3 separate regions of the Mus musculus genome follow, and all the other regions are linked to region 2. The links are chromatin loops, found by intact Hi-C in ENCODE. Cell type or tissue: heart. All regions are shown on one strand.

Evidence for each region. A loop is a pair of places that touch in the nucleus more often than their neighbours do. Peaks named below come from ENCODE experiments on the same cell type or tissue, not always from the same donor. Only the 100,000 strongest peaks of a DNase experiment are listed, where the experiment ranks them.
Region 1: it touches region 2 in a loop (2.3-fold over the local background); 8 of 42 quality-filtered maps call a loop at or near these places.
Region 3: it touches region 2 in a loop (7-fold over the local background); 26 of 42 quality-filtered maps call a loop at or near these places.

Annotation. Positions count from the first base shown.
Region 1 is chr7:29,518,062-29,526,061 of GRCm38, forward strand. It overlaps a transcript of Sipa1l3 not described here and 4932431P20Rik. Among named protein-coding and RNA genes, the nearest start is that of Sipa1l3, 17 kb to the left of the region's middle. In heart, CTCF peaks have their summits at 175, 3,513 (motif pointing left), 4,341 (motif pointing left) and 5,841 (motif pointing left); DNase peaks (open chromatin) are centred at 600, 4,350 and 5,810; H3K4me3 peaks cover 1,574 bases; H3K27ac peaks cover 1,372 bases; H3K27me3 peaks cover 4,961 bases.
Region 2 is chr7:29,035,223-29,043,222 of GRCm38, forward strand. It overlaps Ryr1 (ryanodine receptor 1, skeletal muscle), which reads right to left. Exons shown (of 106, transcript NM_009109.2): 85 at 5,583-5,671; 86 at 5,359-5,487; 87 at 5,166-5,270; 88 at 3,125-3,206; 89 at 758-945. Among named protein-coding and RNA genes, the nearest start is that of Gm38979, 9.6 kb to the left of the region's middle. In heart, CTCF peaks have their summits at 2,219 (motif pointing right), 4,565 (motif pointing left) and 6,176 (motif pointing left); DNase peaks (open chromatin) are centred at 4,579 and 5,309; H3K4me3 peaks cover 1,385 bases; H3K27ac peaks cover 1,163 bases; H3K27me3 peaks cover 573 bases.
Region 3 is chr7:28,969,802-28,977,801 of GRCm38, forward strand. Eif3k (eukaryotic translation initiation factor 3, subunit K) reads right to left here. Exons shown (of 8, transcript NM_028659.3): 4 at 7,400-7,474; 5 at 4,802-4,868; 6 at 4,348-4,425; 7 at 2,731-2,856; 8 at 1,571-1,637. The coding sequence ends at 1,606. Among named protein-coding and RNA genes, the nearest start is that of Eif3k, 8.1 kb to the right of the region's middle. In heart, CTCF peaks have their summits at 3,072 (motif pointing right), 3,404 (motif pointing left) and 6,087 (motif pointing right); DNase peaks (open chromatin) are centred at 330, 2,180, 2,280 and 2,890; H3K27ac peaks cover 774 bases.

The sequences.
Region 1 (8,000 bases), 480 kb after region 2:
TTCAACGTGAAACGCCTTATTCACCAGATCTCAACACCTCAGAACAATCACCAGCAAAAGACAATTCCTCCTTCCCCGTTTTGCGGATGATAAAAACGAGGTTCGGCGCGGTTTTCCCAGACCGCAGCTCTATAGTGGCAGAGCTGGGACGTGCACCCACGTCTCCCGGACTCCAAGCTCTTCCCCACCGTGCCCGGTTGCACCTCTGGAAAGTTGAGCCATGCGGGCATGAGTCCCGCCGGGTATGGAGGGCGTGAGTCCCGGCGCTGCCGCCCCCCACAGCCGATGCCCACACCCGGCCGTCCGCCTGGTCACCCCGCCTGCACTGACCCTCCGGGTCCGAGCAGCTATCAAATCCCCACCACCCTTGGAGGAGACTGCTCCTGCACCAGGAGCCACGTACCTAGGCGTACCGGCCACACGCCCCGCGGGCTCCTCGACCGCGGCGTTCAGCACGGCGCGGTTCGCTAGAGACGCCGCCAGCTCCAGTGGCCCGAGTGACTTCCAGGCTGCCCACTTCCAAGCCGCTTCGCGCGAGGCCTCGTGGGAACTGTAGTTTCTCCCTAAGAAGCAGCGCGCTGAAGAGAGCCTGGCGCGCGGGGTCTGCCGGGAGTCGTAGGCACGCCACCGCACCGCCTTCTGGGAATCGTAGTCTACTGGTCGGTCGGTGCAGCTCCAGTCTCCGGAGGACTTCCGCAGCCCCGAGGGGTGTGAGGCAGGGAGGCGTGTCTTGTGTCGGCTCCTGCCCGGGAGCTCCTCACCCGTTCAACCGGTTTCTCCTTTCTCCTCGCCCGGTCCGCCTTCTTCCTCGGCTCGCGGAACCTTTAGCCGTCCCTCTCCGCAGGGCCGGAGTCTACTACTCCGAGCCTGCGAGCCTGGGGAGGGGCGGGAAGACTGGAGCCCTGCGCTAGACCCCCTTCAGCGCTGGGCGGAGCGGGACGGCGCGGCGCGCCCTCGCGCACGCGCGCTCTCCGGCCGACTCAGCCCTGGATGGTTGGGGGTCCCCCCTCGGGGCGGGGGTCGGAGGACTTCTTTTCCCACCCCCTTTTGGAACGCGTGCGCGTGCCACCGTGCACCCGCGCGCGCTCTGGTTGCCCGGGTCAATCCGCCAGGTGCGGGGCTGCGGGACTAACCGTTCTGTTAGTGGGGTCCTCCCACATCGTTTTCAAGGTAGCTTCCCAGGTCCCCTCTAAGTCTGTTCGTCTCCATAGGAGCTCCGGGGTGCCGCAGAGCTCGCTGTCCCTTCTCGGGAGTCCTGTCACAGGTAACAGGCGCGGCTCCTGCCCGAAGGAGGTGGACACACCTACCTCCCGCCCATGTGGATTCGGGGAGCCGGAACGTGAGGACGCGGCTCCCCGTGTTCCTCTCTGCTCCAGACCAGTCCCCGAGATGGGAGGCGCAGAATCACGACCCATAGGGGCTGCCTGGAAGGCTTTTTCTCTTCTATTCATTCAATAATGCCATAGTCTGAGGGTAACTGCTGTTTGTTGAGTGCCTATAGCCTGGGGAATGTCCAGATTTAGTCCACTCGTAGACATGAGTGAAGATTCGACCTATAAAAAAACAACAAAAACACTCCATAAGGAATTCTGAGGTAACTGCCTCGAATTGCTCAGCCCTCATGCATACGCTTTCTGCTTAAGCCTGCGCCCTGCCTGGCAAGGTGTTCATTATGACATGACAGAAAACACATATTTCTTATCCGGACAGATCAGAGGCGTCATTCACGTGCCCATTCATTCAGCAAAACGTATCATATACATCTAATCCAAGTCACTGTAATCGCAAGCAGTAATAACCTAGCAAAAATACCTACATAAACTAAGTTTAAATTTTGAGACTGGGTTTCCTCATGTAATTAGCTGGCCTGCAACTTTTTTTTTTTTTTTGGTGTGGGAGACGGTTTCTCTGTGTAGCCCTGGCTGTCCTGGAACTCACTCTGTAGACCAGGCTGGCCTCAAACTCAGAAATCCGCCTGCCTCTGCCTCCCGAGTGCTGGGATTAAAGGCATGTGCCACCACTGCCCGATTTGGGCCTGGAACTTATGTCCACACAGGGGGCCTTGTACTCACAAAGATTGCCTGCCTCTGCCTCCAGGTGTTGGGATTGAAGGCATGCACTACTATGCCTGATCAATTTAAATTTTTACATAAAACCAGGCCGGTAATCATAGCACTCACAGGCTAAGGACAGGAGGGTTAGTGCATAGAGAGTTCTGGGCCATCTTGGACTACCAAGTTAGAACTTTGGGGGGGGGGGGGAGCATAATTTTATATAAAAACTCCCGAAGCCTACCTTTCCCTGAGACTCTTTAGACTTAAAGTTAATGGTTGCTAGGGAAGAGGTGTTTTGTTGAGTGGTATGGCCAGCAGTGAGCCGCTCATGCCCATATGAATAAAACCTCAACCATGCTCTTGTAAGGGACTCTAAACCAGCTGGTTCACATAAATGGATACAATAAAATTTACACAGAACACTCAAGATGAATATCCACAGGCAGTGGTGGCACATGCCTTTAATCCCAGGACTTGGGAGGCAGAGGCAGTCAGGTCTCTGAGTTTGAGGCCTGCCTGAGCTACAAAGAAAGTTCCAGGACAGCCCAGGCTGTTAGAGAAATCCTGTCTCAAAAAAAAACAAAAAACAAAAAACAAAAAAAAAAAAACAAAAAAAAAAAAACAAAGCAAACCAAACAATCTCAATGATGAGCTGTGATATCTCAAAATGTAAATATGTTTCTGTTTCAGTTTACAATTTAATTAAAAGTATGAGACACCAACAACGGCAGGCAGTCATTTGTGGCATGGATTGTTATAACTAAAGGTTGGAAACTGCCCAATGTCTATTAACAAGCCAAATACACTGGCAGAAGGTCTGTAATTTACCGGGAAATTCACTAGGGAAGTGGAGGCAGGAGGACTGGGAGTTCCTTGGCTGCACTGCAAGGCTGATGCTTGCCTAGGCTACATGAGATAGCCCCTCCCCCCATACACACAGGACCAATAGTTATTAATAGGAATTTGGGTGAAGGGTCAGGCATATACTCTGCAACTGGCAACTGTTATAAAATGAAGTATAGCTCTATATATTAATATGAGCTCATCTCTAGATAGAGTGAGAATGTATGTATACTGTGTACAGACATATGTAGAATATGTATTATACTCCGATATGCACAGGACACCTTTAGAGGGATACAGAAAGGATAGAACCAGGTCAGTGTTATGAAGAGGAAACAGGACAGGTAGCCAGCTGTGAGATGGTGACGCTTTGCTCCTATGGCCCTTGGTATCCCAATAGTCTTTCCATGTTCGTCTTAAAAGCTAAGGGGGGATAAGAGCTAACTCACATAGTACCTTCGGAAGAACTAAATGGGGTCTAGGGAGATAGCTCAGAGGTCAAGAGCACATACTCTTGGACCTCTGACATGGGACCAGTCTCCTGAACCCATGTTAAACAGTTCACAAATACCTGTAATTCAGGTTCCAGGGGATCTGACACCCTCTACCGGCCACCTTCCAGGGCACCTGCACTCATGTGCACATGCCCCCTCCCAACACATACACAGAATTAAAAAAGAAAGAAAGAAAACAGTATTATGTAAAATGCCTGGTCAGTTCTCTGTGGCCGGTGCTATTTATATTTGTGACTAGGTGCTACTATTCCCAGTTATCTGAGCTACCTCGTCTATTCACTGGAAACTAGCCCACCATATTAAAGTATGTTTGTCAGCCATAACGAAAGTTAAAGTGCATTCTAGCCTATTGAATCTGCCCAAAGTCCAAGAGTCATGCTCTCAGAAGACCACGTGGACAAGTTTCAGCTCCATAGCTGTAATGCCATTCAAAGAACAGAATAAGCCAAGGTGGCCTCTCTAGTTTATAGGCAGTGAATGAGGCCCTTCTGGTCCCAGCTGGACTACCTGCACGCCTGTCCCCAAATGTGAGGCCTGCCTGGAAGGCAAGGCCTTCTAATTCATTCAGGGTCTGCCAGCAAAGCACAGGATGCATACCCTCCCCCTTTTGGGTGCTCGCTCCTTGTTAAGTACACTCACAGCAGCCAGCTCCCCGAAAGACTGAGGCAGGAGGACCACCTGAGTGTGCACACATACCAGCAAGCACACCATGGGATTTAAGTTTGAAACAGTTAAAGACTGAAGAAGAAAAAAATGTAATAACCTATCACTCCAATTGTCCCATTGTTAACTTTGTGACCGTTTGTTGATGTCTCCTTTGCCTGCTAAACTGTAAAGTCTAGGAAGCAAGAAGTCTGTTATCTCATATGCTGTTAGATTCTATGAAGCCAAGGAGTGCCCAGAGGCATGCAGTGTGGTGGAGTAGACTGCCCCCTGCAGGCAGGTCTCTCATAAGGCAGGGCTCATAGGCCACCTGCTTTTCCTCAGATACAGTCTGTGTATTGGATCTAAGGAAAATTAAAAGAAACAAACAAACAACCTGCCCCCCCCACACACACACACAAACACAGAGACCTGGGTTTTCTCTGCAGACATCAGGAAAATAGCATATCTTAGTCTCATAATCACTCTGACTACAGACTGAGTGCTACCAATAAATCATTTCTGAGTTATCAAGCTGTCAGTCACTACCATTGGAACCAAGTCCTCCAGAACTCATTCCAGACTCATTCTTAGGGATCAGCCTTGAGTCTAAGGATGAAGTTGGGAAGGGCTTAGGGGAGGGGTTTTCTCTGGTTCATCCTGATGAATGAGCTCAAGGAAGGACTGACAGAAAACACAAACCTTAGTGAAGACTCATTTGTGTTCCCTCCACCCCCAAATCCCAGCAGTGATAACCCAAAGGATCCCAACTGTGAATTTTGTAGGCTGGTGAAGAAAAGGGGGGACTCAATGGGTATACTGAGAACAATAGGAGCTACTGGCAGGGACTGCAAAATTTCCACACATGATATCATCTCTGGTTCTGGGGAGTAAGGAGGACCGAGTGAGGTAAATTGTGGGTCTGATGAGCAGTAGTGAGCTAGCAGAGCCTCCCTATCTCTGATACAGGTGAGTTCAGAACTGTGCATTGGCTCTTACATCTTGATTTGAGGGTTGGGGATAGGGTCAGTCACATAATAGTCCTGGCTGGCATGCCCCTTTCTGTTTAACCCAGGATAGCCTCGACCCCAATCATTATCTGGTTCTCCTGCCTCAGCCACCCAAGAACTGGAACTGCAGGTAGTCTTGAACACACGTCCTTCCTTCTCCGAACAGATTCCCACTCACTCTACATAAATGTCCTGCCTGCGGCTTCCTCTCTGCAGACACAGGGCTTAGCCACACTGGAGGGGAGATTCTGCTGACTCTGCTTCTAAAGGCCCATGCCGTTTCTCACAGCAAACTCCAACAGCTTTCTAAGCAAATGGCCCTCCATGCTAGTGTGCAAGAGATCAGTTAGAGAGCTTGTTAAAAGCCAGGTTATCACTGGGTCTTATATAGGAGTTTACAATGCAGTAGGGCTGGGTTTGGTCCACGACAATTTGCCCTTCCTTCCTTCTCTTCTGCTCCCCCTTTCTTCCTCATTTTTGGGGGGGTTTGGGGAGCACTGAGATAGGGTATCTCTACACAGTCCTAGCTGTCATGGAGCTCAGAATATAGAGGAGGAATTCAGAGAGATCAAATTCAGAGAGATTTGCCTGCCTCTGTCCCCAGAGTGCTGAGATTCTAGGTGTGGGCCACTGCCTCAGGCTAAAAGGACTTGTACTAAGCAATCTAATAAGTTCCTAAAACACTGCCGAGCAGCAGGGCTGGAATAACACCCTGGGAAACATCCTCTCTCAGAGACTGGGTCCTTCCCACAGCAGTCATGGTTGGCCTTCACTGCCCTCTGCTGGCCACGGTATAAATTTAGTCGTCATGTTTATAGAGCAACTGGGAGTATGAAGAAGGGAAGGGGAAGAAAAGAAAAAAAGCAAAAGGGAGGGGGAGGGGAGGAAGAGGGGATAAGCAGAACGGGGAAACGGAAAGGAGGAGATGAGATAGGAAAAGAAATGGAAACCCAAGGCCTCTTGGAGCCAATGGTGGCTGTCTGCTGCTTCAGAGTATGCATATCAAGGCTCTCTCGGGAATTCTGTCTAGTCCTCGGAACATTGAAGATAGAGCATGGTATAAAGCAGGCAAGATTGGCATTTTCATCTTACAAATGAGGAAAAGTGGGTTTAGAGATGAAGCTCTGTGGCAGAGCACACACTCTGCATCCACGAAGCCCCGGGTTCCATCCCTAGCACTGCATAAGCCAGGCATGACTGTCATCCCCAGCACTCAGGAGCTGTGAGCAGAGGAACCAGGAGGTGAAGCCATCCTCTGCTGTACAGGAAGTTCAAAGCCAGCCTAGGATATACAGGCTATCACACAACAAAGGGAGACAAAACCTAAACCTCGAGCCAAACTAAGCTCCACTCTCTTGGGTACCCGCAGGTCCGTAAGCCACCTTCCTAAGAAGGGCCAGGGGGAAACTAGGCCTGGATGGCGACTTCTAGGCTCATTCCTAAGTGGATTGATTTTTTGAAGCTTCTGAACGACACCATTCAACAAAGCAAGGTAAGGCACGGGTTTTTAGGGCATTAACATGTTATCGGTGGGCCTCTATACATCTTATGGTAATAGGCACTTCACAAAAGCTATATATGGTCCACAAAAGCAAGAACCAGGACAGACCATTGTTGTCACCTCAAAAGAAGGGGGCTACCAATTTCCAAATAACCGTACAGACGTAACAGTGAGGCACAGTGACGGTGGCACACAGACATTTGGGAGCATTGTCAGAGGAACCACCCTGTGTGAAGAGGAATTTCCTAGAAGGGAAGAGTGTCTTACTCGCTGTCTTGTTGCTGCGAAGAGACACCATGAGCAAAGCAAACCTTATGAAGGGGAAAACTCTCATCATCATGGCAGGAAACACGCTGGAGAGGTAGCTGAAAACTACATCCTGAGCCACAGGCAGAGAGAGAGACTGGGCCTGGTGTGGTCTTTTGAAACACTTCTTCCAAAAAAAAAAAAAAAAAAAAAGACATACCTCCTAATCCTTCCCGCACAGTTTAGCTGGTAACGAAGCATGCATGTATATGAACCTCTAGGGGCCAATCTCTTTCAAAGCACCTTAAAGAGTAAGATACCAGCAGTATAGCTGGCCTTTTGGCTACTTCTTGGTTTCTTTTTTTCTTTTACCCTTGTCCACCCCTCTTCTTCCATCCCTTCAACCCCCTAACACTAAGTAGGAGAGAAAGAAGGATAGAGGGGAGCCGAAGAAAGAAAATAACTCCCCAAGCAAAGTCAGCGGTAGGAGAGGGGTGATGGTACTGTTAAGACTTTCTGCTGGCTAGGGGTGTGGTGGTTTGAAAATACTTGACCCAGGGAGTGGCATTGTTAGGAGGTGTGGCCTTGTGGGAGGAAGTCTGTCACTTTGTGTGTGTGTGTGGGGGGGGTGAGCTTTGAGACCCTCCTCCTAGCCACGTGGGAGACAGTCTTTTCCTGGCTGCCTTTGGAGCAAGCTGTAGCACTCTCAGCTCTTCCAGCACCATGCCTGCCTGGAAGCTGCCATGCTTCCTGCCTTGATGATAATGGACTGAACAACTGAACCTGTAAGCCAGCCCCTATTAAATGTTGTCCTTTTTTTTTTTTAAGTTTTAAAGATTTATTTATTTATTTATTATATGTGTGGACACTGTAGCTGTCTTCAGACACTCCAGAAGAGGGCATCAGATTTTTGTTAACAGATGGTTGTGAGCCACCATGTGGTTGCTGGGATCTGAACTCGGGACCTTTGGAAGAGCAGTCCGTGCTCTTAACCGCCGAGCCATCTCACCAGCCCAAATGTTGTCCTTTTTAAGAGTTGCTTTGGGGGCTGGTGAGATGGCTCAGTGGGTAAGAGCACCCGACTGCTCTTCCGAAGGTCAGGAGTTCAAATCCCAGCAACCACATGGTGGCTCACAACCATCCATAACAAGATCTGACTCCCTCTTCTGGAGTGTCTGAAGACAGCTAC
Region 2 (8,000 bases):
TTTTAGGCAGGGACTCTACCACTGAGCCACACTCTCAGCCCCTCACTGGGGGATTCTAGGCAGGGGCTCTACCACTGAGCCACACTCTCAGCCCCTCACTGGGGGATTCTAGGCAGGGGCTCTACCACTGAGCCACGCCCCCAGCCCCTCACTGGGGGATTCTAGGCAGGGGCTCTACCACTGAGCCACGCCCCCGCCCCTCACTGGGGGATTCTAGGCAGGTGTTCTACCACTGAGCCACGCCCCCAGCCCCTCACTGGGGGATTCTAGGTAGGACTCTACTACTAATCCTCCTGCCTCAGCCTCTGTGGTGGTTTGAATATGCTTGGCCCAGGGAGTGGTACTATTGGGAGGTGTGGCCCTGTTGGAGGAAGTGTGTCGCTTTGGGGGTGGGCTTTGAGACCCTCCCATAGCTGCCTGGAAGACAGCCTTCTCCTAGCAGCCTTCAGATGAAGGTGTGGAACTCTCAGCTCCTCCTGCACCATACCTGCCTGGACGCTGCCATGCTTCCCACCATACTGAACAGGTAAGTCAGCCCCAATTAAACACTGTCCTTGACAAGAGTTGTCGTGGTCATGGTGTCTCTTCACAGGAATAAAACCCTAACTAAGACGCCTCTCAATCCCTGAGACCACGAGCATAAACCACCACACTCAGACCAACTGAGAAGCCTCTCCCGCAAAGCCGCCAGCCAGGGAGGCGCAGCTGGCACTTCGTAATCCCCTGGATCCCGGCTCACCTGCTGTCTGGCACCCACCTTCTGGAAGTCCTTCTTGGAGATGAGGCCACGGGGGTCTGTGACATAGTCCTGGAAGGCCTCAGAGCCTACGATGTCCTTGAGTTTCAGAAACATGTCGAAGAACTTGAGAATCATCTCCACATTGGACGAAGACTCCACGAGCATGTCCACCATCTGCCGCGCGATCATACCGTTCACCACGTTTCCTGCAGGAGACCTGGGTCAGTGCTGCCCAGCAGGGCATCTGCTCTGGACCCTCTGGGCTTGCTCGCTCTCCAGCTCAGGAGCCACCCACTAGGTGGGCCCTTTCTGGCCCCTCTCATGCCTCCAGGGAGAGGATCGGCTTGTGATCTGCAGTGGTGCACTGGCCAGCCCTCTCCCTGGGTGGAAAGATTATCAGCAAGGACAATGGAGGTACATGTCGGCAGTGGGGGCCACATGCGGGGGGGGGGGGCTGTGTCAAGAACACCTCAGGGGAACCTTACAAGGGCAACATCACTGTATGGCTCCCCCAGCAAGAAAGACTTGGAGAAACTTGCGGGTATATAGCTGGTAAACAGGCAAGGGAGGATTCACACCCTGAGCCTCGTGAGCCCTCAGCTCACACACCTAAAAGCTCCACACCAATGAAGCTGGGTATGGAGGCACTTGTCAGAGATGCCAACACTTGTGAAGCTGAGGCAGGAGGACTGTCGTGAGTTCTAGGCTAGCCTGGTCTATAGAGTGGGACTCTGTCTGGAAAAATTAAAAGTAAGAACACTTGCGTATGCACCCAGCATGTATACGGCCTGGGTTCTAGGGTTCCATCCCCAGCCCCGTGCATAAGAGAAACTACCTGAATGCCCGTCAGTGGAGATTTAATTAAATGAATTTACCTTACACTTCTCGATGGAGTACTATGCACCCACTTAAAAGAATGAGGAGGCTGAGCATAGTTCCCAGTGATGGGAAGAGAGGGAAAGGAAAGGAGAGGAGAGGAGAGGAGGGGAGGGGAGGGGAGGAGAGGGAAAGGGAGGGGAGGGGAGGGGGGAAGGGAGGGGAGAGGAAGGGAGGGGAGAAGGGAGGGGAGGGGAAGGGGGGAGGGGAGGAGAGGAGAGGAGAAGAGGAGAGGAGAGGAGAGGAGAGGAGAGGAGAGGAGAGGAGAGGAGAGGAGAGGAGAGGAGAGGAGAGGAGAGGAGAGGGAGGGAAAGAGGGGGGAGGGAGGGAGAGATGCAAGAAATGTTTCTCAGCTAAAATACAGTTTTGTTTTGTAGCATATAGCATGTAGTCCAGGCTGGTCTCAAACTCTACGTAGATTAGAATGGTTCTGATTTCTTAAGTCTCCCCTCTCAGCATTCTGTGCACTGAGATGACAGTTGTGTGCCATTGTACCCGTCGTTGTCATCATCATCATCGTCGCCATCATCATCTTATGTGTATGGTGCTTGCTTTTACATATGTTTGTAGGCTACATATGTGCAGTGCTCTCAGAGGCCAGAAGAGGGCACTGGATCTTGGAACTGAAGTTACAGGCTGCCGTGTGGGTGCTGCGAGCTGAACCCAGATCCTCTGGGAAAGCAGCCAGTGCTCTTAATTGTTGAGCCATCTCTCCAGCTCTAGCTTTTTTTTGAATATATGAGTGCTATATCTCCCTGTATGCCTCCATGCCACAAAAGGCATCAGATCTCCTTACAGATGGTTGTGAGACACCATGTGGATACTGGGAATTGAACTCAGGACCTTTGGAAGAGCAGTCAATGCTCTTAACCACTGAGCCATCTCACTCTCCAGCCTGCTCCAGCTCTAGTTTTTGTTTCTTTGAGAGAGAGTTTTTTCATTAGGGCAAGCTGACCTGGACTCACCATGTAAGTCGGGCTATTATTATTATTATTATTATTATTATTATTTTAAATCAAAGGCTTTGTTTTAAGTTGCTAAATTTGGTGGCTATTTGTTATGCAGCAAAACTGATATATTTAATCACTACCCATGTACTATATTGGTTTATTTAATAAATATTTTGTTTTGTTTTTCGAGATAGGGTTTCTCTGTGTAGCCCTGGCTGTCCTGGAACTCACTCTGTAGACCAGGCTGGCCTTGAATTTAGAAACCTGCCTGCCTCTGCCTACCAGGTTCTGGGATCAAAGGCGTGCGCCACCACTGCCGGCTTATTTAATAAATCTTAAGTTCACAGATAAAAGTCTTCAGGCAACTCATCTTATTACAACGTCTGTGTGGAATCAATAAATTAGCATTCATATAGTCAGAAGATGTCTGTTGACTCTTGCATGGCAACCTCTTCATCACCGTTGTCCCTAGCATAATGTCAGATGGGGCTCAGTGGTAGCCCCATTCTTGGGTTTGCCTGCACCCCACCCCGGTCCCTACCCCGCCTCCAGTGCTCACCTTCCAGGAGGGACAGCAGCATCACCACCATGTCCTTCTGTAGGTCCAGCAGCTCCTTCAGCAGCTCTATCTGGCTGGAGTCCTGTAGGGCATACAGAGATGTGAGAGGCTGCCCCCTGCAGCATGCCTTCCATTGGTTTCCGGCTCCCTCACCTATCCAGTGGGGCCTAAGTCCTCTTCCTCCTTTCTCTTACCTCTGAGGGAACCCGCGTCCAAACATGTTCCTCGGAAAGCAGAGGAAGGGCAGAGAGACAAGATTGTGGGGTGGGGTTGGCACCCAGGGGCAAATGTGTGTGGGGTATGAGGCTGGCAGATCAGGAAGCCGTGAGTCTTGGAGAGCAGACATTCAGGACGGAGCAAGACAGACAGACAGACAGACAGGGACAGATACTGTGGACAGAGACTCAAATCTTAGGAGGATAACATTCCAGCCTGGTGCCTGGTCTATGGGGCGGTTGGCCATGCCAGAGCTAACTGTGATGGGTGGGTGGGACCGTGAGGAGGTGCAAGAGGAAAGGCTGCAGGTGAGGTGGACAGCTGTGCAAGTTCTGGTATGCCATTTGGGGGAGCCTAAGAACATAGTACATGCCTGACCGCAGTGTCCAATGTGGGAGCTCACAGAAACCTCTGTCAAAGTCCCCCGTGGTGGCATCTGTACTATACTGAGTCACATGCACATGCCATTCATGACTTACACATGAGCTGTGCTACCTGGTTGCACTGTGAGCCGCTCATTCTGACCCTAATGCAACCCATGGTTTCAAAGTTTGGTATTCTGACCCAAGGCCTCAACAAACTAGGAAGCAAGTATCTCTAGGTTAAGTGGGCCTGGGCTCTGTGCCTTCCCACGAGCCTGTCTTAGATGTCACAGTTGAGGGGGTGAGTTATAATTCTTTCAGAGCTCATGGGGCTAACTCATGGCTCTAGGAATGAATACATCAGTGGGTCTGGCCAACCTTTCTTCCCTAGGGCTGAGACCACTGGCAAGCACATGACCCAAGATAGCAGTTAGAGAATCTTGGATCTTTTATTTAAAACTTTTAGGAAAGACCTGTTTCACACAGCCTGGAGCTGCTAGTGTGGTGAAGAGAAGCCTAGCACCATTTTTTCTCAGGCCCTAACTAAATGATTCTAGGCAGGTGTTCTACGACTGAGTCACACTTCCAGCTCCTTGTATTGAATATCCCTTATCACGTGTGTCTGGAGTACGGCTGATGAATTATCATAATACTTGAAAGTGTGTTTCCACCAATATTTAAAGTTTACAGCAACATCACACGGCCAACTGTACTGAGAAACTGAAAAATTTCAGTTCAATTCCTTTCATAGTCAGATGGCACTCTGGACAAATTAGGAGGTCTCTGCTTTCTTAAGACACTGCTTTGTGGGAAATTATATGGAATACTTGTCTGCCACCTGCCGGACAGTTATTGTACTGCACCAATATATTTGCAATGGTTAGGTTGTGTCTAGCGCCACGTGGTTGCCCGCGGAGCACAAACTCGCATAACTGTACATGGAAGCTTTGACTAAGGCGACCAAGCAGAAGCACAAAATGGATGAGGTGTGCGCGAGGCATTCACGAAGCTGTAGAGGAGCAAGGCAAGTATTCTGGGAGCAGGATCCTTACATCATGGGTACTTGGCACGGGAGTCTTCTGCCGCAGGCAGGGTAAAAGAAGGAACGCTTCAGCCCCAGGTCCTAACCTAGCAACATAGTCCCATCCTATTCCCCAGAGCTGGAAGAATCTGGGATGACCTCATTAGAAGGAAAATGGTATGAACCTGTCCTAGAAGAGTTCTGGACGGGAGGGATGGGCTCCAAAGTCAAACCGGTGGAAGTATAGGTGGGAAATGAGCAGTTTAGTGGGAAAGAGGAAAAAGCATGCAGACGACCAATTCAGAAGGGGTTTGGGCCATAGGGAGCGAACCTGTCTGGAGCATGCGCAGAGCACTAGGGGACCGACCAGTGGGACAGGGGCCGATCAGGGGATTCTAGGGGATGGCTGGAGGGAAAGAGCTGTTCTCAGACGAACTCAAACCTGAGCCAGCTTCATCATCATGTGCGCGAACACGTGCAGGAAGCCCACCACGGCATCCCAGAGGCGACTGTGCGCCAGACTCTGCTGGTTTCCGGTGCAGGGTCCCTGGGGAACAAAGGGTGGCCTGAAGCCTCAGCAGGAGCGCTGGATGCCGGCAGCTCCGCCTCCGCAGGTCCCCGAGTGCGGACCCTACCTGGATGTACTCGGTGAGGCTGTTGAACACTTGTTTAGCTACCGACATGGCTTTGGAGAAGTTTCTCTTTCCCTGTTCCTCGATGACATCCTTGCCCGAGTAATACCAGTAGAAGTCACTGATGGATTCCTGTGGGTCCGGGAGGGCATGAAGGATGCTGGAGCCATGCGAGGTCCCTCGGGCCCCTGGCTCAGGTCCCATGGGGCTGGGCCACCCTTCCTCACCTGCAGCCGCAGGAGGTAGTCCACTGTGCAGATAATGATATTGATGGTGGTCGTGTTCCCAGTCTGTGTCCGTAGGTAGTTTTGGAAATCTGAGGAAATGAAACATGTATTCATTCAGTGAGCGCCTGTGTCTGGGGAGACAATGGTGTCTGCTCATTTAGGGTTAGGATCAGGGTTCATATTTCATGCCTACTGTGTGCCGGAAGTCATGAAATTACCTTTGGAAGTATGAAGTATGTGTGCCACACAGGGATGGAGGGTCACTTAGATATTTGACATTTATCTAAAGACACTGCGGAGGTTCTCCGTGCAGCAAATGCAGTGGGGATTCAGCCCCCCACTTCTCTTTCCTATTCTCTCTCTCTCTCTCTCTCTCTCTCTCTCTCTCTCTCTCTCTCTCCTCTCTCTCTTTCTTTGTAAATTTTAAAAGATTACTTTATGGGCCTGGAGAGATGACTCAGTGGTTAAGAGCATTGGCTGCTCCTGCACAGGTCCTGGGTTCAATTTCCAGCACCCATATAGTGGCTCACAACCATCTGTAACTCCAGTCCCCGGTGATCTGACGCCCTCTTCTGGTCTCCTCGAGAACTGCATGCACACAGGGCCCATACATACTCGATACCCATACACACGAAAAAAAATTTTTTTTTCATTTATTTAGGTATGGGTATGATAGTCCCTGTCATTAATTTCAGCACTAGGAAGACAGTCAGGTAGATCTTTGTGAGTCTGAAGCTAGCCTAGTGTATTGGGCAAGTTCCAGGCCATTCAAGGCTACAGTGAATCCTGTAAATTTTTTCATTTGTTTATTCCTGAGGTGAAGCAGGGGAGGGCTAATACATGCTGGATGCTAATAAGGCTAGAAGTCAGCTCTCTCCATCCACCAAGTGCGTCCTGAGAAGGAGTTCAGGTCACGAGACCTGGCATCAAGTCCTTTATCCACTGAGCTGTTTAACCAGCTTCTCTTTCTGTTTCTCTGAGACAGTCTGGAGAGTGCCTCAGGCTAGCCTTAAACCCTCTTACCTCAGACTCTCACCTACCAGAATTACAACTGTGCTACCCTCACACCCAGCTTCAATTGTTTTTATTTATATTAAATAATTAATTAGTTTAGTGTTTTTTTTCAAGACAGGGTTTTTCTGTATAGCCTTGAGTGTCCTGGAATTAGCGCTATAGACCAAACTGGCTTTGAATCCAGCGATCCATCTGCTGCTGCCTCCTGAGTGCTGGGATTAAAAGCATGTGTCACCATTCCCAGCTTCTAATTGCTTTTTAATTAAGTTTTCCTGAACAAATATTTAATAGATAGAGATAAAATCCTCCATTTCTTTGTCCTTGTTCTCTTCTTTTGTTTTGTTTTATTTTGCTTTGTCTTGCTCTTTGAGACAGGCTATCATGTAGCCCAGGCTAGCCTTGAATTTAGTATGTAGCTGAAGAGACTGGCAGATCCTTGGTTCAGCAGGTCTAAGTGGTAAAGGTGTGTATATATGGCAGGGGACACTTCTTGTTCAGTGAGAAATCCTGTTTCAAGACTATAAGGCAGAGAGTAACAACAGAAGACACTTGATGCATGACAGTCACACGCATCACAGTCACACGCATCACAGTCACACACATCACAGTCACACACATCACAGTCACACGCATCACAGTCACACACATCACAGTCACACACATCACAGTCACACGCATCACAGTCACACGCATCACAGTCACACGCATCACAGTCACACGCATCACAGTCACACAGATCACACAGTCACACAGATCACAGTCACACGCATCACAGTCACACGCATCACAGTCACACGCATCACAGTCACACGCATCACAGTCACACGCATCACAGTCACACGCATCACAGTCACACGCATCACAGTCACACGCATCACAGTCACACAGTCACACACATCACACAGTCATACACACATTACAGTCACACACATCACACAGTCATACACACATTACAGTCACACAGATCACACAGTCACACACATCACACAGTCATACACACATCACAGGCACACACACACAGATCACACAGTCACACACATTACACAATCAGACAGTCAGACACAAACACACATCACACAGTGTCATAGATACACAGAAACCTCTCACAGACACACACACAAAGGCAGGCAGACAGACAGACAGACAGACAGACAGACACACACACACACACACACTTTCCCTCTGGGTGGTTTGTGGCTTTCTATGTACTGTGAACATTGTAAACACCACCTTGTGGCACTCGCTTGTCATGGGAAACAGCTTGCAGGGAAGGTTGGTTAGGCTTTAGGCTGCTCTTGGTTTCTGGGCTCCCTGGGCAGCCAGGCGGCTTGGACTCGTCCTGCCAGAGTATCTCAGCACAGGGACTGCAGGCCTCTGCCACCACGCCCGGCTTAACTGTCCCTT
Region 3 (8,000 bases), 65 kb before region 2:
ATTTCTCCTCCCGAGCAGCAGCCGTGGCCAGTTGTTCAAGTTGCATCCTACACAGAAGCACCTGCTGCGGATGCCTAGTTGTGGTCCCACCCAGAGATGGCTCCTTGATTTCTACACAAGATGGCTGAGGGTGGGGCAGCATACCAGCCCTCCCTCCTCTAGCACCTCAGAGCTTTCGGGAACAGTCATTTATTTGCTGTCCCCAGGGTTAAGATGAGGTCTAGTTCCGGGTGCTGGCTCCGGTAGGGTAGGTCTAAAGGCCGGAGCAAAGGGTGTGTGCCCCACCCTGGTTCCCTGGGCCAGGATCCTCAGGAGGAATGACGGGTGAGTGCTGACTTCAGGGAGGGATGAACATGCCAGCAGTCCATTCCCTGGCATGACAGAACAGGCCCCAAGGGAGATGGGAGTGGCTGCACATTTACTGGGTCACTTATCTCCACTGACCTCACCCCTGACCCTGTGCACACTGAAATCACCTGTTCAAGGTTTCTTGGCCAGAATACCTGGAATATCTTGGGTGTGACATGAACTGGGTGGCTGGGAGGACAGCTGACAAGGCAGACAGTCTGGTAACCTTTCCAACTATAACCTCCAGAAAGGCCAGCCAACAACCTGGGCGACAGATCATCAGAGCCCAAGATGAATGCTTCCCGCTTCCTCATCTGTGTTTCTCTGGTGAATCAAGGAGTTTTGGATTACTGAAAAGCAGCAGCTAAGGGCTGTTAGAGGAACAGAGCAAAGCACTTCAAGTCGTCCAGTGTGGTGTGTGTACATATGTACACGTGGGGCTCAACCTCCCAAAGATTGCGGTTACATGTGTGTTGTGATGCTCAGAACCGAACCACACTGAATATAGCTTTAGCACCAATTAAATCAGGGTTCCCTGCTGGCCTCCGAGCTCAGCAGCGTGGTTAAAGAGGCTGGCCAGCTAACCTCGGGGAAGCTCCTGTCTCAGACTCCCCAGTGGAAGGGGTTACAAGTGTGTCACCACATCTTTTTATTAGAGCAGCAGAAAGCTTATGGACTGACCCCCTCAAACCACCCCCCCCTCTTTTTTTTCGAGACATGGTTTCTCTGTATAGCCCTGGCTGTCCTGGAACTCACTTTGTAGACCAGAAATCCGCTTGCTTCTGCCTCCTGAGTGCTGGGATTAAAGGCATGCGCCACCAGGCCCGCTCAGCCCCCCCTTTTAAAGACAGAGCCTGGTGCTGAGGGTGGCTTCTGATCCCCGATCTTCCTACCTGCACCTCCCAAGTGCAGGCTGTCACCCCTGCCAGCCGAGGAAGCACTAAGCTCTCCTTCCCAGAAGCAGGTGACTTGTCAAAGACAAGAACATGCTCTGCTCTCCTCTCTGAGGAGCCCAGGGCCCCAGGGCGGCACCTCCCAAGGCCATTCACTGGCCTCAGCCTACCCCATCCTGCACTGACTCACAGGTCAGAAAAGGAGGGGCAGGGAAAGGCAGCAGGGTGGGACAAAGGAGGAAGTGGCATGGGGGACGCCCGAGAAGAGGGAAGGGCCCCAGCTTGGGCCACAAGTTGGCTCTCTGAGGGTACAGGCAAGAGACAATAGGGCGGAGTGAACAAATCTTTATTAACGCACACTGGCTTACTGGGAGGAGGCCATGATGCTGGACACACCTGTTGAGGAGGAAGAAACAGGGTGAATTTGTGAAGAGAGGAAGAGCCACCTCCCAGGGAGCCGCTGTCCTTCAGGGCCAGGTCACAGTCACCACAAAGGTAGTCTGGTGCTGTCCTGTTTAGTGGTCTTGGATATGGTGATAGCATAGCCATCTATTGTACAGGATTAGAGTTAAAAGAAGAGCTTGACCAGTCTGGCACTAAGTACTGCATGTGTTTAGCCCTGGCCTAGGTCCATGTGAGGGACACTGGCCGGGCCGGCAGCTCTCCACTGCAGATAGAACTGTGTGGACTTCTGAGACCCAAGCATGGTGGACACTTTCTGTAGAGGTCAGAGCACCCAGTGGGAAGTGACACAGCTCACTGATGCTCAGCTTGGCCACTGACCAGCTGGTGGCCCTCAACAGAGCCAAAGTTGGGAGAAGGGGGAGGAGCCCTAGCAGGAGGCGTGTCCCTGTCCTTCCCCACTTCAGGTCACTTCCTCTGAGAGAAGGATGAAGCAGGGCACCTAGCTAAATGCCTGTGTCACTTTAGGTAGGCTAGGCTGGCCTTGAGCCTCCAGAGTGCTGAGATCAAAGACACCACACCTACTTTTTCCTCTTTTGGGATAAGACTGTTTATTCAAAATGTGACAGGAACGGCTGTCACTGCCTTTCACTCTGCGCCTGGCTCTCTCTACACGAGGAGGCAGGCACTGTGCCAGTTCTAATAGTTTCCAAGTTAGAACAAGAGCAACTACCTTATGGTGGGACCAAATGACTCATCGAGAGCCACAGCCCTGAGTGGACAAGTCTTTAATTCCAGCACTCGGGAGGGAGAGGTAGGTAGAGTTTGAGGCCAGTCTGGTCTAGAGGAATGCCAGGGCGGGGGGTGGGAGGGAGGGGGGGAGAGAGAGAGAGAACATGGACGGCTCACATCCAGCAGGGGAGACTACTCAGCATCCCTCACAGTCTCTCCCTGGGCCAGCAACCTGGAATCTGGCAGACAGTTCCCAGTCCAGGAATACAGGCTCTGCCTCGTGCTTTGCACACCCAGCACTGCTCTCCCACCAGGACACTGTCTTCCCTACAGTCTGCGGCCCCAGGCCACTTACTGTCAAAGTCAATCTTCTCCACGATGTTCTTGGGCTTAATGCTCTCTTCCTGGCTGCAGATGAAGACCTGCCCTGACTCGTCAGCGCTCCAGCCGTACTTGCTCATCCACACCTTCAGCTGGTTGTCTGCAGGTGACATGGGCGGAGGTGTTGGTGGCCTGAACCCTAACACTAGGGGCTTTGGAGGCAGAGGAATCGGGGCTGAGCAGGCCAAGCCCCCTTTGCTAACTGCTCTAGGCCAACTCCTGCCTGGACAGCAGCAGGACTCGGAAGAAGAGATCCTCTAGGGCAAAGCCAGCAATCTGGGGCTCAGTCTCCACTTGGCCACCAGGGGGCGCACTAGCCTCTTTCTCCTAGTCACATAGGGGTTTTTCTGTAGGTTTTTGGTTTTGGCTTTGGTTTTTTTTTTTTTTTGAGACAGGATTTCATGCAGCCCTGGCTGGCTTGGACTCATCATGACGTAAACTCCTAATACTCCCGACTCTCTTCCAAGTACCAGGACTATAGAATTTGTGCCTCCAGGCACAGGTTCCCTTAGTTTCTTAACAATACTATTTATTTATTTTAAAAATAAAAACAAGACAAAACATTTATTTAGGGCTGGGGAGATCAGCGAATAAGAGCACTGACTGCTCTTCCAGAGGTTCTGAGTTCAATTCCCAGCAACCACGTGGTGGCTCACAACCATGAGATCTGATGCCCTCTTCTGGTGTATCTGAGGAGAGCAATGGTGTACTCATTTGTGTGCGCAAATGTGAATGTACGCAGGTGCTCCCAGGGTGAGAAACTGCATGGAATTTCTTGGTGCCTGTGACCGCCCACAATGGGTGCTGGACCCCGCAAACCTTCTTCCGCATCAAGCAGGAGATAGATGCTCACAGCTGCCGAACCTCTCTCCGGCCCAGCGCCACTTTTTGCAAACTCAAGTGCTGAGGGTTTTGGTTTGGAGGGACCTTTTAAGAACCTCATTGTAATCAAGGCTGGGCCTTCTCAGAGCCGTCCCATGTCCTGTCACCAGAGGACAGACCACGGAAGTTCTCCAGAGATGTGTATGCTTCCAGGGCACGCAGGCACAGCACACATGACAGGCAGGCCCCTGCTGCAGGAGGGCCACACTGGCCTCCTCTAGAGGCCGAATGCCATCCCTCCAAAGCAGCCCTGCTACCCTTGGCAACACCAACTACAAGGTGCTGATGCTTCCACTTCGCTCCATCCATGAAAAGGGCCTGAGCTCTCCTATTCACTGCCAAGGTCAGCATCAGGACCACTGTCTGACATGTGCATCTGTTAACTGGTTGGTGCAGAGGCTCATGCTATAGCCCAGGCTGGCCTGGAATTCCAGACAATCTTCTTGCTCCAGCTTCCTATAACTGGAATTCCAGGAGGACAGCACTACACCTGGTCAGGGTGTTTTCGAGGCAGTGTCTCACTACATAGCCCTGGTTGGCCTTGAACTCATGGAGATACAGAAGGCAACATCCTATACCAAACCCTCACCCACACTCTGGGGCAGGTAACAACCTCGGAAAGGTGCGGTGGGTTCCCCTGAGCTGCCTGAGGCCCCATGCCCCAACCACCTTTTCCTCTCAGACTGACAGAAACAGCACCAGGCCTCACCAGTCAGGTCTCCGAGCATCTCGGCCAGCAGCCAGCGGTCGATGTGCTGGTACGTGATGCCCACCACGTGGCAGATAACTGTGAGAATCAAAACAAAGACAGTCAAGAGGCCGCTGGCACGTAATCCAGGAACGGAGCTGTGTGAGAATTCTGAGGGCTCTTCTGTGTCCCCCGCAGGTGTAGTAAACAGCAAGGGCTTGCTCCAGATTACACACAGCTGCTTCTGTTATTAAAAAACCACTTCCAAGCGCAGCTTTATCCTCGGGGCTGTATATGGCTTGAACTTTGGGAACTGTGCTCGTATGACCATGCTTAACTTTCAGAATATAAACTTATGCTCTAAATAAAATTGGCTATTGCACAAGGCCCAGTCTGCCTCATTTTTAATCCCCCTTCTCCCAAGTCCCTGCTACACTGCCTTAAGCCCTCGGGAACCCAGGCTCCCAGGACTCACATTTTCGGACAGAGTCTTCAAAGCCAGTTATGCCTTCCAGAAGGTCCATGTTCTCATCCAGGGCTTGCTGTGGAAGAAAGGATGCCCCAGTATTAACACTAGCACCATCACTCAGCATTAACCAGTCAGTGCTGACGTTGTGGAGGCTGAGACAGGAGGGATCAAAAGTTCTGAGTCAGCAGGTGTGAGCAATCCGGGTACAGGAGATCGTGCCTCTGCCTGCCTGCCTGCCTGCCCACCTGCCCGCCCCTGTCTCTGGTTTAAGACAAGGTTTCTCTGTGTAGCCCTAGCAGTCCTGGAACTGGCCCTGAAAAACCAGGTTGGCCTTGAACTAAAAAAATCCACCTGCCTCTGCCTGGCTGGGAAGTCCAACAACCAAATCATAGAAGGTAAATGTGTACACACACACCCAGGCAGGTCATCTGTACACTTTCCATTGCCTCCATCTCCTTCAGCCACAAGGGTCTCCTCACTAGACCTGCCTACCTCAGGCCCTTTGTGCGGCTTTGTGCCTGGAAGTTTCCTCTTTGCAGCTCATCCTTCACCCCTCCAGGTTTTTACTCTCAGCAAAACTCCCTTAAACAAGAGCGGGAGAGCTGGGCAATGGTGGCGTACGCCTTTAATCCCAGCACTTGGGAGGCAGAGGCAGGCAGATTTCTGAGTTCGAGGCCAGCCTGGTCTACAGAGTGAGTTCCAGGACAGCCAAGGCTACACTGAGAAACCCTGTCTCAAAAAAACAAAAACAAAAAAAAAAAAACAAAAAACAAAACAACAACAACAAAAAAAACAACCCAAAACCAAACAAACAAACACAAGAACAAGAGTTGGAGAAAGAAGGGCTTCACTTTGGTGGAAGCCATTAAGTTGGGAGAAAACCTATGAGAGCAACTATCCTGGAAGCCCTTGGCCTTGTCTGCACGGGAAACTGGACACCTGAAGGCCAAGGTTACTGTGGGTCTAACAGGAGATGGTGTGTGCTGAAAGCTGAGCAGAGGGTACCACAGAACCCTCAGTGAGCAAAGCAGAGCAGCTTCTAGGTCAACAGGGGAGGGGGGCACTGAGAACGGAGACCCACAGTCCCTGGCCTGACCCACTGAACATGAACTTTTGGGATATCAGACTTTTCTGTTTTGTATTATTTCTTCAAGCCCTGGCTGTCTCTTTTTTTTTTTTTCTTTTGCCATTGTGTTTTGGATAGTCTTGTTATATAGTCAAAGTTGGCCCCAACTCTTCTTTTCTAAACATTTGTTTTTTAAAAATAATTATTAATGTATTATTATTATGTATTATTATAATTGCTCTTTTCACACACACCAGAAGAGGGCATCAGATCCCATTACAGATGGTTGTGAGCCACCATGTGATTGTTGGGAATTGAACTCAGGACCTCTGGAAGAGCAGCCAGTGCTCTTAACCGCTGAGCCATCTTTCCAGCCCCCTAAACATTTATTTTAGAAGGCAAGATTTTGGGCTGGAAAGATGGCTCAGTGGTTAACTCAGAGGTCCTGAGTTCAATTCCCAGCAACCACAGGTGGCTCTCAACTACCTGTTATTTGATGCCCTTTTCTGGCAGTCAGGTGTACATGCAGATAGAGCACTCACATGCATAAAATAAATAAATAAATAGTTTTTAAACAGGGGAAGATCACATATATATACATATTTTTTTGGTGTGGTTTGTGTGCGTGTGTGGTTTTTTGAGACAGGGTTTCTCTGTGTAGCCCTGGCTGTCCTGGAACTCACTCTGTAGACCAGGCTGGCCTCGAACTCAAAAATACACCTGCCTCTGCTTCCCAAGTGCTGGGATTAAAGGTGTGCGCCACCACGCCCGGCAAGGCAGATTATATCTTTATTTATGTGAATGTGAGTGTATCTATGTGTAAGCATGAGGATGTGTGAGTGGGTGCCCATGGTGGCCAGAAAAGGCTGCCCAACATGGGCACTGGAGCCAAATTCTGGTCCTTTTTAATAAAACAAAACACACACACACACACGTATATACATATCTATATATGCACACAGTGCACATATACAATGTGTATGGGTGTTTTGCCTGCATGCATATCTGTGTACCAAGTCCATGGAGGCCAGAAGAACATGGGTCCCCTAGAACTGGAGTTACGGATGGTTTTGAGCCATTGCTGTTAACCTCCCTGGCCTGGAGCTCTGTCCTCCACCTCCTAAGCTCTGGTACTCAGGACAGGGCCACCAACCCAGCTTAGATTCCCCCTGGGTGTCTGTCCATGTAAAGGCTGGAAAGGCAGAGAGCTCGGAGTGGATAAGAGAGGGTTCGTTTCTAAGGGCTCAGAAGGAGGGGACAAGGTCAGCCGCAGCCACGCGGGTCAATCCTGGCTCTATGCAAAGAGGAGACGCCCTGAGCACAGAGCCCAGGACCACTTGGCTACCGCTGCCTTTGCTTGTTTGAGATAGGTTCTCATGCAGCTCAGGCTGACCTCAAACTCCCTGTGCAGCTGAGGGTGACATCGAGCTCCTGATTCTCCTGCCCCCCTCACACACACTCCACCCCCGCCCACAATCTTTTAGAAGTATAGGTGTGTGCTAACGTGCCGAGTGGGGATGGCACCCAGAAGACATTACCCAGAAGGCTTGAAAGTGGCAGGTCTCCAGCAGGTCCCCGAGGTACAAGATCTGCCGGATGGGCCGCTCTTCTTGCTGGCATCATGATGCATTAAGGAAAACAATGCAGGAAGCCATGGGACTAGCTCAACCCTCTCCACCCATCTCCTAGTGGAGACGGTGCCCCCCAAAGAACTGGGAACTCGAATCAGAGGCGTAGTTCAGCAGCACAATGCTTGAGTCCTGTGCTGCACATGTGTGAGGGTCTGGGTCCCATCCTCAACACCACAAAAAATACCCACCACTTGGGAGACAGAGGCAGCGGATCTCCGTGAGTTCAAGCCCAGTATGGTCTCCGAATCAATTCCAGCTCGGATGATAGAGCAAGACCCTCTCTCGAAGTTCATGGACAGAAATAAATCAAAAACTCTGAGCCAACAAAATGGTTCAGCAGGTAAAAAAAATGCAGTGTGAGCCCAAGGACCGGCATGCCTGGAAGCCACAGGTGGACGGGGAGAAGTTCCAGCCCAAGTTGTCCTTTGACCTCCACGTGCACTGAGACACTGGAGCACGTAGAGCAGCCAAGACTGGCTCAGCACCGAGCAGGCACTGTGTTTTTGTT